2 separate regions of the Homo sapiens genome follow, and region 2 is linked to region 1. A link is an interaction called in ENCODE POLR2A ChIA-PET data of the cell type or tissue named here. Cell type or tissue: OCI-LY7. All regions are shown on one strand.

What was found. Peaks named below come from ENCODE experiments on the same cell type or tissue, not always from the same donor. Only the 100,000 strongest peaks of a DNase experiment are listed, where the experiment ranks them.
Region 2: POLR2A ChIA-PET joins it to region 1 with 10 read pairs; 5 of 35 experiments call an interaction of 5 or more read pairs at or near these places.

Annotation. Positions count from the first base shown.
Region 1 is chr20:25,032,009-25,040,008 of GRCh38, reverse strand. All of the region lies in intron 2 of ACSS1 (acyl-CoA synthetase short chain family member 1), which reads left to right. Among named protein-coding and RNA genes, the nearest start is that of ACSS1, 22 kb to the left of the region's middle. RefSeq lists a silencer at 3,322-3,616. In OCI-LY7, no CTCF peak of the experiment used is centred here; a DNase peak (open chromatin) is centred at 3,978; H3K4me3 peaks cover 1,458 bases; H3K27ac peaks cover 1,852 bases.
Region 2 is chr20:25,402,679-25,410,678 of GRCh38, reverse strand. It overlaps GINS1 (GINS complex subunit 1), which reads right to left and starts at 3,006. Exons shown (of 7, transcript NM_021067.5): 1 at 2,784-3,006. The coding sequence starts at 2,858. LOC105372581 (a long non-coding RNA gene) reads left to right here and starts at 2,384. Exons shown (of 3, transcript XR_937403.3): 1 at 2,384-2,608; 2 at 7,842-7,999. RefSeq lists enhancers at 1,860-2,617, 2,715-2,964. In OCI-LY7, no CTCF peak of the experiment used is centred here; DNase peaks (open chromatin) are centred at 3,018 and 7,918; H3K4me3 peaks cover 2,660 bases; H3K27ac peaks cover 1,202 bases.

The DNA of each region.
Region 1 (8,000 bases):
ACCAGCTGTTCTCGGGGCTGGCTTCCAGGACTCCAGTCCCCCAGTGTGCTCTTGTCCTGGGCTGCCAGCCTGCAGGAGCTTCCAGAGTTCTTCAGGCATTGACACCTGGTTCCCGCAGTCATGTGAGCTGGGCTTTGTGTCTGGAAGGGAAAGAACTTCCTTTCCAGAGACAAGACTTGGGCCAAAGGCCAAGTGCTGAGGTCGAAGGGAAAACCAGGCGTTAACAGGAATGAGGACAGAGCTTCTCTGGAGTCTGGCCTGGTACTTTAGTCCTACAAGGCTTTCTTAGAAGCTGACTGCATCCTGGGCTCTGGTTAGAGGAGAAAAGAAAAACTAAGGATGTGGGATTTGACCTGCCTGTGCCTGGGGAGGCATGCCCTGGGCAGGTGGCCCTGAATGAGGAGCCAAACACTGAATGATGAAGGAAAACGCCATTCCACACCCACCCTCGGCCCTGTCCTCCATTCTGGGGACAAGAAGAAAGGCTCAATTGAACCCCCATGCGTGTGGGGACTTTGGGCACTTCTCTTGCTAACTTTCCCTTTTGAATGAGAATCAGCCTCAGGTTCATTCTTAGAATAAATTTATATTAAAAAAGTGAACTAACTCAAGAAAAATGTTACATGAATAATTATAGCATTGGCAGATGGCAAATCTTTTGAAGTTTGGGAGCCTTTGCAATAGGAGTGGTTCTGATACTGAGGAGCTGGCTGACAGCAAGGCCCCTGGAGCTGGGCCTGGGTTTGAATCCTGCCCTGACTCCTTCAGCTGAATAGCCTTGAGAAAGTGGCCCAACTTCTCTATGCCTCAATTTCCTCATCAGGAAAGTGAAGAAGGGAAGGGGAGCTCAGAACCTATGGGCTGTTGTGAGGGTTAAGTGGGTTCTCCATGGGAACCTGCTCTGTGGGAGCAGCCCTGGGTACAGGATACTTGCTTGATAGCTGTTCTGTCCTTGTTCCATGGGATGGGGCTGTGAACTGAGGGTGGGGTGAGGACAAGTGGGAGGAGGGGCAGGGGAGGGAATACCCCCTGGATGCAGAGGAGGTAGGAGGCCATGGGCCTGGAGAGGAGGTTTCCTGTGCTGGCAGTGGCAGGCAATCATGGCTGGAGAAGCTTGGGTAGCCAGCAGGGGGGCAGTGACAGGACGACATGGCAGATGGTGGTAGGCTGTGCAGAGCATGTGGGGTGGAACTGCCTTCCCTCTGGCCTTTTGGAAGCACAGGCCTCGGGCTGAGTGCCTGGAACCCCCAGACTGGCAGCAACCCCAACTGTAGGAGGCTCTGCATCCTTCTCAGATCTACTCCCGCCCTCAGCACCTGCCTTGGGGGCATGGAGCAGGCAGGCTGTGCAGGTGAGGGCTTCCTGCAAGGCATTCACACAGCTGAGGTGCATGTGCCCTGAGCCGGCGACACGGAGACTGCAGCTTCCATAAGGCAAACCAGCATTTTGCACCTGCCCTCCTGAGAAGGAGGTGCCTGAGGTGCCCACCTTTCTTAAAGGTCCATCAGTGTTCAATAATTCTCTTTTTCCCATGTCTTGTATTTTCTGCAGTCATTATGGCCACTGTTTACAGGTCACCTTCAAAGGTGCCTGCAACTTCATATTTGGTCTCCACGACCACCTTGGTAGTGGGTCCTATTATTAGGCCATTTCACAGATGAGACAGTTCAGGCCCCAGTGGTGTGGGGGGCTGTGTTGGGAACCCTGCTCTCTGATCAGTCATTGTTTGGCCTCCCGTGAGACTCCTGAGTGATAAACTTGCAGGTTCAGCGCTTTCCACAGAGTCTAGCAAAACCTCAGGGAAGAGACTTTCACTTTCCATAAGGAATTTAGAACACACATAGCTTTAGTGATCTTGTTACTGGCTGAGCTGGCATCACTACTAGCAACTCAGCTCATGTCTCCTGGGGGCCCTCGCTGTGCCTGGGCCCGCCTTGGCCCAGGGGACCATTCATGTTCAAGTGCGGCTGCCACTTTATGTTTTCACGGCAGCTTCTCTTTGCTAAATGTCATGGTCATGACATCAAATAATGACGTGAGAAATTTCATACTTGGTTTATGAGCCCTGCTAGCTGACTTCCTGGTCTTCTGTTCTCTCAGCAGAGTGAGCAAATCTTACCACCATTGAATGACAGTCAGTGGCTACAGTAATGTCAGGGCCAGAGGAGGCTGCCAGGAGGGAAGGAGTCTGTTCCCCAGGCCTGGGTCCATGAGATGCGAGCTGGCCATCCATGCTTTGCGTGGCCTTCCACGCTCCTCCTGCGTGAGAAGGGGTCAGCCTCGCCAGGCTTCCCTTCCCTAAGGCTGATCCTTTCTTCTCTTACTACGAATATGTTCCTGACACAGCATGCTGAAGAAAATATCAAATTCTAGAGACAGCATAGGAATGTCCTTTCAAGTTTTGGATCTAGACCATGGAGTTGGCCTTCCCCAGCCCCCATCAGCACCGGTGCTTGGAGAGAAGTGACTGAGCCTGAGGAAATGCTTTGTGTCTGTCAGAGGCCTTCACATATCAAGACAATTACCTGGGTTTACTTCCCTTATTGGCAGAAGAAAATGAAACGTTTCTGTAGGCTGGTTTCTCAGAGGGGGTCCTTCCCATTTGCTTCTCAGAGCAGCAGCACATCTTCATGCCAGCGTGATGCAAGGTGACAGCAGCCTAGCCCCTCAGGGGAAGGAGGACACAGGGTGTCTGCAGGGTGGGTGTCGCTCTTGGTGGAGGTCCTTCCCACTTCATGCTCACCTGCTGCGCCCATTTGCTCAACAAATATTTATTGAGTACCTTATATGAGCTAGGTGGATGCCAGGAGGAAGGCAATAAGCAAAACCCAGATCTCTACCCAAGCAGACCTTGTACTTGATGGACAACAAAGAAGTCTGTTAGCTAATGTTTATTTCATGAATACTGACTGCCAGAATAATTGTAAGCAATAAACAATCATGCATTCTCAATTTCTTTCTTTCCCTCTTTCTTTCTTTCCTTCCTTCCTTCCTTCCTTCCTTTCTTTCTTCTTTCTTTCTTTTTCTTTCTTTCTTCTTCTTCTTTTTTTTTTTTTGACAGAGTCTAGCTCTGTCACCCAGGCTGCAGTGCAGTGATGGGATCTCAGTTCACTGCAATCTCCACCTCCTGGGTTCAAGCGATTCTCCTGCCTTAGCCTCCCAAGTAGCTGGGATTCAGACATGCAGCACCACGCCTGGCTAATTTCTGTATTTTTAGTAGACACAGGGTTTTGCTATGGTTGGCCAGGCTGGTCTTAAACTCCTGACCTCAAGTGATCTGCCTGCCTCAGCCTCCCAAAATGCTGGGATTACAGCTGTGAGCCACTATGCCCAGCCTTAATTTGTTTATTTCTTAAACACGAGAGCACACACAGGACTTACTTATCCTGGGCCTTCATCAGGAAATGTCTAGGAGGAAAAGACACTTTCAATATTAACCGTGACAAAACTAGCTCTGATTGAAAGACAGATGAAAAAATAAATACCAGTGTATTTCTTCCTCTCTTTTCTCTGAACTCTGTTTCCAGCTGTTTCCTGTTTTGGACTAATTTTAAATTCTGAGGCGGGGGGTGGGGGGCAGGGGTGCAGTTGTACCGTCTGAGTTCAGGCAGTTATCGTGTTGGTCACAATTACTTGCAGTCAGATTGTATCTTTAGCATTGGATAAAAGTTATTCCCAATTGATGTTAAGAGTTGGTAATAAGTCTTCTTCCTTCCCCAAGGCCAGTCAGCGTTTTCCTAGTGTTAAGCACCAGGAACACAAGGCCACATTTGTATTTTTGTGCACATCATTTGCATACGTCTGCACCAAAAGCTTGACCCGGCAGAGTACACTGCAGACAAACCTAAATATCCTGCTCAGTACCTGAACAACAAGTGTTATATTTCTTCTTGGACTTAAAAGTAAAACTCTAACTCATTTTAGTGACTCAGAAAGCTGCATGTCCCCGTGCTTTGGAAACCCACTAGGGTGCTACATAAGAGGATCCTGCAGGTAGTGAGGAAGCCACTGTTTCCTGCAACTGTAGCCCAAGGCACCAGTCACTGAGTGGCTGCATTATCTTTCTGATACAGAAACAGTAACATTTCGGTTTGTGGAAGTCTGAGAAATTATGAATATCCAAAAACATGCTTTCAAATGGTTCCTGAGTACTTGGAATGGCAGGATCACTTACTTGAACAACATTTATTTTTCAATGATTTGAAGACCTAGGTTTGCTGACCATATTTTCCAATAATATATGTCTGGAGGATATTACTAATGAAAAATGAGAGTTTAAACTTAAAAATCCAGGCTTCAAAAATTGGCTGGGTGTGGTGGTTCATGCCTGTAATTCCAGCACTTTGGGAGGCCAAGGCCAGTGGATCACTTGAGGTCAGGAGTTCAGGACCAGCCTGGCCAACATGGTGAAACCTGTCTCTACTAAAATACAAAAATTAGCTGGGTGTGGTGGTGCACGCCTGTAGTCCCAGCTACTCAGGAGGCTGAGGCAGGAGAATCCCTTGAACCTGGGAGGTGGAGGTTGCAGTGAGCGGAGATGGCACCCCTGCACTCCAGTCTGGGTGACAGAGTGAGACTCTATCTCAAAAAAAAAAAAAGTCACCTGGAAAGATGGGGAGAAATTGAGATAGAATTAGATTGGGATAAATGGAAAGCCTGCTTTAAAAAAACACAAAACATTTCCATGGCCATAATAGGAGCAAGCCCTAGTTAAAGGGCATCTGTTACATGTATTAGGAGTTGGGAGGGTGCAGGTTAGTGACCTCATGTTGAATTTGAGCCACCTGTCAGGTATTTTAAAAATGCATATGGTCGGCCGGGTGCGGTGGCTCACACCTGTAATCCCAGCACTTCGGGAGGCCAAGGCAGGTGGATCATGAGGTCAGGAGATTGAGATCATCCTGGTGAACACTGTGAAACCCCGTCTCTACTAAAAATACAAAAAAATTAGCCAGGCGTGGTGGCGGGCACCTGTAGTCCCAGCTACTCCGGCTGGGCTGAGGCAGGAGAATGGCATGAACCCAGGGGGCGGAGCTTGCAGTGGGTGGAGATCGCGCCACTGCACTCCAGCCTCGGCAACAGAGCGAGACTCCATCTCAAAAAAAACAAAAAACAAAAAACAAAAAATCCATATGGTCGGCCTGGCGTGGTGATAGCTCATGCCTGTAATCCCAGCACTTTGGGAGGCCGAGGTGGGTGGATCTCCTGAGGTCGGGAGTTCAAGACCAGCCTGACCAACATGGAGAAACCCCGTCTCTACTAAAAATACAAAATTAGCTGGGCATGGTGGTGCATGCCTGTAATCCCAACTACTCGGGAGGCTGAGGTGGGAGAATTGTTTGAACCTGGGAGGTGGAGGTTGCAGTGAGCTGAGATCGTGCCATTGCACTCCAGCCTGGGCAACAAGAGCGAAACTCCACCTCAAAAAAAAAAAGGTTAAATATAGAATTGAGGTCAAGGGTCTGGGTACCCACATTCAGCTCTGGGCAGGCACCATGAGAATGTGGGGGTCCATTTGGAAGTCTGGGGGTGTCTACTGAGATCGAGTGCCGTCATGGAGGGCTCGACCAGAGAACCTGGGGAGGAAAAGCTTCCAAGAGGATGAGGGGCAAGGAGTATTCAGGAATTTGAAGGGCTGTCATTGAGAAATTAGATTTATTCTGGGAAGCTTTAAAGGTCTGAGGTAGGACTAAGGGGTGGAGTTTGAAGAGCTGCAAATCTTGGTCCAATTTTTGGTAGACTGTTTCCCTATTAAAGTGACAGAGATGTGGCCCCATGAGGTGAGCTCTGGCAGTGTGATGATTAAGTAGAGGCTGGACTGCTGTAGGCCAGAATGTGGCTGCCAGATTTCAGAACCTCAAGGAGGCTGCACCGCCTGACGTCCAAGGATCCTTTCCACTTCAAGGTTTATGACCTTGGCAGAGAAAATAGGAAGGGAGAGAGCTCTGAGATTTACCGGATCAAATCCTTCATCAGGAGCCCCTCCTCTGGACTCAGCAGCAAGAGTGTGAGACTCACCAGACCCTGCTTCAGCTCTTGGGCCCATGTTGAGGCCCCTCAGTCTTCCAGGGAAACCTGGTCTCTAGACCCTCCCTGGAGGCTGTCGTTTAGCTGTCCAGCTTCAATGACTGGGTGACTTCTGCCCCTATAGGGAAAATCCACTCTTCTTTCTGCCCCAGTCCTCCTCCCAACAGCCAATCTATCCAGAAAGCTCTCCCTGCTGCCCTTCCCTGCCACCCCCAGTGGCTGTACCACCAAGTTGAGCTGCTCAGTGCCCTGCACACCTTCACATGTGCCGTCATTTCCTCATCGGAGCTGTGCTCCTGGAGGACACTCTCCCTGTCAATTCCTTTCTCAAATGCAAACACCCCACTCACTCCCAAGGTGCCTAGAATGGGATTTTTAACATCTCAGGAATTCACTGAAGTGAGTTAGCTGGTTTTTGTCATTTTAGAAAACGATTTCAAACAAAGATTTCTGAGAATTTCCATCTGATGGGAAAGACGATAGCTACTGAATGTTTGGCAGAGTTCCAAGTCAGTCTTGCTTTTTATTAATACTTGTGACAGCTGTACAAGGTGGAGGGTGCTTGCTGTTTCTCAGATGGTCACATGGCAGCTCAGAAAGATAAGCTCCCATGTCTAGGCAGCTACTACAGAAAGCTACCCCAGGCCTTTCTGTAGGGACAGTCCAGTGTCCTTTCTTGGCTTCAGATTGCTGCCCTCCGTCTGCAGAACAGGGACTAAATTTCATCGCCATTTAACTGGTGAGCATAATTCAAGCCTTCATCTCTGGTAGCAGCGAGGCTTAAGCTCTCAGAGCTATGAAAACGGAATCTGGCTGAAGATGTTGAGTGACTCTGGACCACGGCTCCCTCTTCAGCCGGTCACAGGCCACCCCAGCCTCCTCCCCGGAGTAGCAGGAGTGTTTCTGAGCCCTAGATTCTGTAGAGCTTGGTGCTGGGGGTTTTCCGGGGGAGTGTTCCGTCTTTTATCATAAACCTTGGCAAGGGGTGCGTGGGTGGGGCGCCACTGAAAGGCGCCTTTGTCCTCCTTCTGAAAGCCTGAAGGGAAAACGATGAAATCCCACAGAAGAGGCCGCTGGAGCCAGGCTGGGCAGGCGTGCTGGCTGCGGGGAGAACTGCGGGCTGGCCTTGCGATCTGGTTCTCATGTGGTCCCCTCTGCAGATGGCCTTGGGAAGAAACAAAGGCCTCCTTGAGGCCCCTGCCTGTGATGCGGACAGCTCATTTTCATTCTGCTGTGGTTTCCCGGGTGGCCTCGTTGAGCTTCACTGTTCTCGGGAGCCCTTTCCTTGACTACCCTTTGAACAGAGGAGAGCTATGCAAACACGCTGCGAGCGGCCTTGAGAGCCCGAGGAGGGTCTGCTTTCTGGGCCCCTGCAGAGGGCAGGGGTCGCGGGCTGGTGGTCTGCCCCGCCCAGAGAGAAAGGGCCTTGGCTTCCCCTCATTCTTCGTTCTGTGTTAGCTCTTTTTATTGCAAATAATTAATTAAAGTCAGTACAGCAAGAGTGGGAAAGTGGTTAATGCAATTGCCAGGTCCAGATTCAGAGGGATGAGGCGCCGAAAGGAAAGACAACCTTGGGATCGCTTCCACTTCCTCCACTTCGCACCGCATGGCCGGCAAGTTGGCGGCTCTCGCCTGCTCCCAGTTTTCCCGGAGTTGAGTATGGTTGACTCTGACTGGACCAGGTTGGGTCACGTGTCGGCCCTGAGCCAATCAGCTTGCCCAGAGAGATGATGCGCCCTGAGTGGTGGGTGAACCTGGTGATAGGCCCCAGAGTGGCCAGAGAGGAAGGGCATGCGCACACCATAGACATAGGCAACGTGGTGGACGACATGGGGGCTGGGCGGGGGTGCTGCTCACCCACCTTGTGCCCAGTGCTTTCCCTTCCCCTTGTCCATGGTCCCCTAGCTTGGGGAGAAAGCAGGGTGCTTGCTCTACCCGCCAGTGCTGTCTCGGGGCTGCAGGGAGTTGTGGCT
Region 2 (8,000 bases), 370 kb before region 1:
GAGGCAGGAGAATTGCTTAACCCAGAAGGCGGAGGTTGCAGTGAGCCGAGATCACACCATTGCACTCCAGCCTGGGCCACAGGAGCGAAACTCCCATCTCAAAACAATAAAAAAAAGAGAAAAGCCTGTGTGGTCCTTGGGCCTCTCAGATCCACTGTCAGCCTTCCTCTGTGCCGCTGAGTCGGAGGCCAGCCTCTGCAGGCTGACTAAGTGTTCCAGGCTGCTGGATCACCTTGAGTATCAGGTGGGTTTGTCAGTGGAAGGCACTAGTGAGACAAAAGGTGCTCCACCAAATTAAGACCTACAAGACAGTGATTCTACAACTTTTTTTTTTTTTTGAGGCGGAGTCTCTCTCTGTCGCCCAGGCTGTAGTGCAGTGACCCGATCTTGGCTCACTGCAACCTCCGCCTCCCAGATTCAAGCCATTCTCCTGCCTCAGCCTTCCGAGTAGCTGGGACTACAGGCACATCCCACCACGCCTGGCTAATTTTTTGTATTTTTAGTAGATACGGGGTTTCACCATGTTAGCCAGGATGGTCTCAATCTCAGGACCCTGTAATCCGCCCGCCTCAGCCTCCCAAAGTGGGGGGATTACAGGCGTGAGCCACCACTCCTGGCCTGATTCTACAACTTCTAAGACCAGCCCCTAGCCCCACAAAGTGATAACCCAACACTTAACTTAAAATTTGAGTAAAACAGAGAGCTAAACTAAGTGTCAGAGTCAGGTCCAAAATCCAGCTTGGCCGCACCTGTTTGCACAGTCTCTCTGTTCTCTAGGCCTGTGTCCTGATATGTACAATGACCTCTAAAGTTCCTAGTTCTCAGGCCACATTTTAGCATTTACACACTTCTGCATTCAAGCATCTCTACTGAGCTGCAGACTGCTGCCTAACTTTTTAAATGAGGTAACTGCTCTGAAGTTGAAAAAACAATTGACTAGAAACTGGAAAACCTGTGTTCAAGTTGAAGCTCTACCTCCAATATGCTGTAAATTCAGACGAGTTCCTTAACTTGACCCATAATTTGTGTCAGCTCAGTTTCTTCATTTGTAAGACAATCTAATTGTCTGGCTAGGTGCTCTTTAGTGTTCAAAACAAAACTCATTACCTTTCCCAACACACTCTATCTCCTGAACTCTGATGTTGTTTACCCAGTTTCCTAAGGATCCTCCAAGATCCCAATTCCTCCCTCTTATTCATTATGGACCCCATCTCTGCCCCTGCTCTAATAGCTACAAGTCATGTTTGCTTCATGTCTCTAAAACCCAAACACTGATCTCAGTGCCACTGACCTGACACAGTTCAGACCACACACCTCTCACCTGCTCTATCAGCCACCCAGTAGCCATCTCCCTGTCCCATTCTTTCCTCTCTTCAATCCATTCCCCATATTGCTGCCGCAGTTACCTTCAAAACACAAAAATTACCCTATCACTTCCTTGTCTAAAATCCTCTACCAGCTCCCAGCATGCCTTATAAGTGAACAACAAATTCATGTAGGCTGTGAGCCACCTTCCTAGACTCCCCACAGGCCCTATTGGTCACCCTCTCCAGTGTGACCACGTGACTTTGTGCTGCAGCATCCTTTGGCTGGGATGCCTCGCTTCCTTCTCAGATCAGTAACCTCATCCTTGAGGATGGAAAGGCTCATATATCACCTCTTCTACCCCAGCTCATACTGGTGTTTCTCCTTCGTGCTCCTTGCTATACCTCCTTAGTATCACTTAGCGTGGTGAATTCTATTATCTGTTTTTGTGCCCATCTTCCAGCAGAATGTGTCCTGACATCCACATAATGCCTGCTCTATGACGTAAGTGAAATATACAATTTAGAGTGCAGGCTCTGGAGCCAGAGTGCCAGGGTTCAAATCCTAGCTTTCTTGCTGTGTCACCTTAGGCAATATACTTAAATCTCCCCAATCCTATGCATATATAGCTGAAAAAAGTAGAAAACAATAGTTTAAACATCAAAAAGTTATTTTTGTTTTGTTTGGGACAGGGTCTCCCTGTCACTCAGGCTGGAATGCAGTGGCAGGATCAAGCGATCCTCCCGCCTCAGCCTCCCAAAGTGCTGGGATTACAGGCAGGAGCCATGGTACCGGGCCCTCAAAGGGTTATTAGAAAGACAAAAGATAATGTACATGAAGTGCTTAGCACTCTCCCTGGGGTAGCAGTGATAGAAAAATACAAATAATCATAATATTAATAGTAACAGCAGCAGCAGGAGAAAAGTAATATTAATAGCTAACACTGACTCAGCCCTTACTGTATGTGAGGCATATGCAGAGACCCTTACACATGCCACTCATTTTGCGTCCACTACATCATGCGTTGGGTACTATTATTGTCACCATCCCCATTTTTGCGTATGAGAAAACTGAGAGCACAGAAAGCTTGAGTAACTGCCCCAAAGTCACACTACAGAACCAGAATCTCAGCCAGGTTCCAGAGGCCTAGCTTTTACTGACCACGATTAGATGCCTGAGTGAGCAAGAAATGCTAAATTATCAGGCAACCTGTAAATATTTTAAGGGACCGGAACAAATCTGTCCAAGGAAAACTGCTAAAATGCAAAATTTGCTCAGATGAGGAAATTCACCAAATCGCTGGGTAGCGTAAGCATGAATGCTTTCTCTTTCCTCCTGAATTTTGTTTTGCTGCTTCCCAAGTTTTCCGGAGCTCGGAGGGAACAAGGTGCGAAAGTGAACCCTGACGGGGAGCCGCCCCGCCCCAGAGCCCAGGGCCCAACGCCGGCATGCCCCGTCCAAGTCTACCCGCCCCTCACGTTGAAGGCAGGCAGTTGCCCTTCGGGCGCGCGATGCAGCTCGCGGATCAGTTCCATGGCTTTTTCGCAGAACATGGCGGACGCTTCCCACTCCCGCGGCCTTGCCAACCACCAGCTCTCACGCCAAAATGGTATCTGGGCTCTCGGCGCCTCACTCCTTTCGTTCTAGTCCTACAGCGCCAGGCTCTCGCCTCGGCCTCCGCTCCGCGCTTTGGCGCCGAACAAAGCTAGCCAATAGGAACGCGCCTACGGCGCCCGAAAAGGGACATCCACCGCTCAGCCGCATTCCAAGAGGGGCGGAGTGGGAGGGGTCTTTCCAAGGTGAGGTCCCCGCCCCGGAGATGGCAGAACCCCTCGGCTGAGCAGAGACGGCTTTTCCAGTTCTCAGGCAGTGGGCCGGGGGACTCTACGGGCAGCAGAGCTGGAAATAAATGCACGCCCCGCAGCTTCCTTGTCATTTTCCTTTTGATTCATTCATTCTCGTTTAGGTTCAAGAAAAGAGCACTTTGAGGTTAAGAGGAAAGGCCCAAAAACTTGGTGTGCATTGGTAGGACGCAAGGGTTTCAGTTTTGCAGTGCGGGTTTTCTGTTTGATATTAAAATGAAACTCTCTTTTATTGGGTACCTAGTGCTGGTAGGGACTGCAGTGTGTATTTCATTCCCACAATTATCTCTGAAGTGTTTTAAGACCCGGGATTAATAAGGAAACAGAAGTTAGGTAACTTGCCCAAGGTCACACAGCTCCAGAGTGATTAGACTGTTATTTAGGCTTTCCATTTCCAACACCACAGTACCACCCTTTGATTTTAAAATAGTCTTTTAAAAATATTTGTAATATCTGCCCTAGATTAATACGAATTCACTAGGAATTTTCTTGGCTAGATGGTTATGGAATATTTCTTAAGCATATGGAAGATGGGAATCACTGCTAAAGAATTGTTTTATTAGGCAATTTTTCAAAAAGCAATGTTAATTTCTAACAAGCAATCTTGGATTTTTTTTTTTTTGAGATGGAGTCTCGCTCTGTCGCCCAGGCTGGAGTGCAGTGGCGCGAACTCGGCTCACTGTAAGCTCCGCCTCCCGGGTTCACGCCATTCTCCTGCCTCAGCCTCCCGAGTAGCTGGGACTACAGGCGCCCGCCACCACGCCCAGCTAATTTTTTGAATTTTTTAAGTATAGACGGGGTTTCACCGTGTTAGCCAGGACGGTCTCAATTTCCTGACCTCGTGATCCGCCCACCTCGGCCTCCCAAAGTGCTGGGATTACAGGCATGAGCCACCGCAACCGGCGCAATCTTGGATTAATTCTAGCTAACCCTAGAAACTATGTTGATCTTTTGCAAATATACAGTAGATATGTCATCTAAGGAATGGGCATGGGAATGGCCTACTCAGGCTTATGTTGAATAATGACATTGCCTTTTTTTTTTGGAGACAGGGTCTTAACTCCCGTTACCCAGGTGGAGTGCAGTGGCGCCATCTCAGCTCACTGCAGCCTCCACTTCCCGGGCTGAGGTAATTTTCCCCCCTCAGCCCTCTGAGTAGCTGGGACTACAGGCTCAGGCCACCACACCTGGCTATTTTGTATTTTAAGTAGAGACAGGGTTTCACCATGTTGGCCAGTCTGGTCGACAACTCTTGAGCTCAAGGGATCCGTCCGCCTGGGCCTCCCAAAGTGCTGGAATTACAGCGTGAGCCACCGCACCCAGCAAACATTGCCTTTTTGAAACCGCCTTTGAAAAAATTATAATAGAGAAAATTATTACAGTGAAAGAGATCTGACCTAACTGGCTCCATCTTGCTTCTAACCGCCAAGCCATCCTTGTTCATTCCTGGGCTTAGGGCGAATTAACTTGGGGAGAAACTTAGTTTATAGTTTAATTTTGAAACAAATACTTAGCCCTTTACCAAAGCGAAACCCTTTTTGTCTGGGGACTAGATTGCCTTTGCAGGAGTAACAGAGTAGCCACAAGACTAGAAATTTACGAGTCTCGCAGCGGGAGGCTACAAGATTCTAAAACCTCCCCAAGTGCTCCTAGGGATAGCAGCACTATTATAAAACCTAAGACCAGTGCTTGAGATATTTTGTAGACCCTGCACTTGATGGGATCAGCTGGCACCACCCAGATCGATAAACTGGCTCATCTGGTCTTGTGGTCCCCACCCAAGAACTGACTCAGCCCAAGAGGACAGCTTTGACTCTCTATGATTTTATCTCTCATCCAACCAATCAGCACCCCTCACTTTGTGACCCCCTACCCACTAAATTATCCTTTAAAATCCCTATCTTGGAGTTTTCTAGGAGACTGATTTGAGCGATAATAAAACTCCAGTCTCCTGTACAGCTGGGTCTGCGTGAATTAAACTCTTTCTCAGCCAGGCCCAGTGGCTCACGCCTGTAATCCCAGCACACTGGGAGACTGAGGCGGGTGGATCACCTGAGGTCAGGAGTTCGAGACCAGTCTGGCCAACATGGTGAAACCCCATCTATACTAAAAATGCAAAAATTAGCCTGTCCGGGCATGGTGGCTCACACCTGTAATCCCAGCACTTTGGGAGGCCAAGGTGGATGACCTGAGGTCAGAAGTTCAAAACCAGCCTGGCCAACACAGCGAAACCCCATCTCTACTAAAAATACAAAAAAATTAGCTGAACATGGTGGCACACGCCTGTAATCCCAGCTACTCAGGAGGCTGAGGAAGGAGAATTGCTTGAACCCAGGAGGTGGAGGTTGCAGTGGGCCGAGATCTCACCACTGCACTCCAGCCTGGGTGACAGAGTGAGACTCTGTCTCAAAAAAAAAAAAAAAAAAATTAGCTGGGCCTGGTGGCACATGCCTGTAATCCCAGCTACTTGGGAGGCTGAGGCAGGAGAATCACTTGAACACTGGAGGCGGAGGTTGCAATGAGCTGAGATTGTGCCATTGAGCTCCAGCCTGAGCGACAGAGCAAGACTCTGTCTCAAAAAACAAACAAACAAACAAACAAACAAAAAACCAAAAAACTCTTTCTCTATTGCAACTCCCCTGTCTTGATAAATCAGCTCTGTCTGGGCAGTGGACAAGGAGAATCCCTTGGGCAATTATATTTTCATCTCTACAGTAAGGAATAGTTTATCTAGGTGTTTTTCCCAAATACACAACTCTAGACTGGACTATGCTGCAGGACTGAATCAAAGACCAGCATGCACTACCCTCCTCAGCCATAGGCCTTTTTAATTTCAGCCCAGAGGCAAAGTTCATTAATGACCCCAAGACTCACTTCCTTAACAGTAGAATGAGAACAGTGGAACCACCTCTAAGGAGTTAAGATGATTCAGTCATACCTTCTGCAAATATTTATGAAATGCCTAGTGTTGAAGTTAAAACCAAACTCTAAAATATTTAAAGAGATTTATTCTGAGCCAATGAGTGACCATGGCCCAGGAACAGCCTCAAGAGGTCCTGAGAAAGCGTGCCTGAGGCAGTGCAGTTACAGGTTACAGGTTGGTTTTATGTATTTTAGGGAGACAGGAATTATAGGTAAAATCATAAATCAACACATGGAAGGTGTACTTTTGTTCAGCCTAAAAAGGTGGGATATCTTGAAGCAGGGAGCTTACAGATTTTCTGATTAGCAATTGGTTGAGTCAAGTTTTGTCTAAAGACTGTCAATAGAAGGAAATTATTGAGTTAAGGGGGAGGTTGTGGAGACCAAGTTTCTTGTTATGTGGATGAAGCCTCATAGGCAGCAGCCTTCTGAAAGAATTGATGGTAAATGTCTCTTTTTGGATCTTAAAAGGTGTGTTAAACTCTTGTTTAACCTCTCCTAGATTCAGGAAAGACCTGGCTGCATTAACGGAGATTCTTAACAGATGCAAATTCCCCACACAAAAGATGGCTTTCCAGGGCCATTTCAAAATATTTCAAAGAAATATATTTTGGGGTAAAACATCTTGATTTCCTTCAGAGTCTGCTATCTGTCATGTGATGCTACATCAGTCAGGTTGGAGTTTGGACCTTATTGCCACAAAGAGTGTGTTTGTGAGTCTTAGGATCTTTATTTTAATGTTAATGCTGGCCAGTTGCACCTATACTCCAAAAGGGAGGGGGTACAACAAGGTGCATCCCATCTTGCTTCTTGTCATAGCCGATAATTCCATTTTTGTTTTTTTTCAGGTTTCCCTGGGGTCCCCTTGGCCCAGAAGGGGTCCATCCAGTCAGCAGGGGATGGAGGGTTTGGGATTTTATTTTTGGTTTACACTAGTATTAGCCTGGCATTGACCTAGATACTGAAAATAAAGCAGTAAACAAAGTCCTTTCTACAGAGTCTACATTCCAGTGTGGGAAAACGCAATACACAGATACACTGATAAGAAATATATTGGTGAAAAAGCACTAAGAATAACCCAAAGAAGATGAATAGAGTGAAGGTGAAAGAGTCAGGGTTTTGAGTTCAAGTGTTCAGAGAAGGCACAGACCTGAACAGGGAGAAAATAACCCAAGTGGTTATGGGCCTTAGGGAAGGCAGGAAATTCCAGGCAGAGGAATCAAGCTGCAAAGGCCCCAGGAAGGTCGGCTGAGGATGAGCAAAGAGGCAGTGATGCTGGAGCAGGTTGATGATAGGAGAGGCCAGCAGTCAGGTCAGATGTTGGGAGCTGAAAAGGCCAAAGGGATTGTGACCAACTCAGCATTCCACTGGAGGCTATATTATCAAACAGCAAACTGTTTATCAAGAATGCAGGATGTGAGCAAACTCACACTGTGCCTGCCACCAAAAGGTTGGCTGAGGGCCGCGCTCCCTGGTGCCGGGCTCCTTGAAGTTATCTACGGAGAAATCTAGTGCCTATTGTTCAAAGGATGCAGTCTCGCAAGCCTGCTGTGAACCAAACAGCTGACTGACAATTACCCGACAATCACCCCCCCCATTTATCACTATCTGTTTTGCCTAATAAATATGGAGGGCTGTGTAAAGCTCAGGGCCCTTGTCCACTAGAGGCAAGGTGCCCCTTGACCCCTTCTTTCAAATATACTCTTTTGTCTCTTGTCTTTTATTCTCACATTCACCGCCCCCTTTGTTCAGTCCCCCTAGGTTCATGCAGGTTACAGGTGGCACCCCCGATCAGCGACAGAATCAGGTACTCTACAAAGTGGCGCCCAAACAGGGACTTCAAGGACATGAAGAAGAAGGTCTGCTGGAGCAGAGGAACTGAAATTGACAAGGTGAACGGGGATCCCAGGG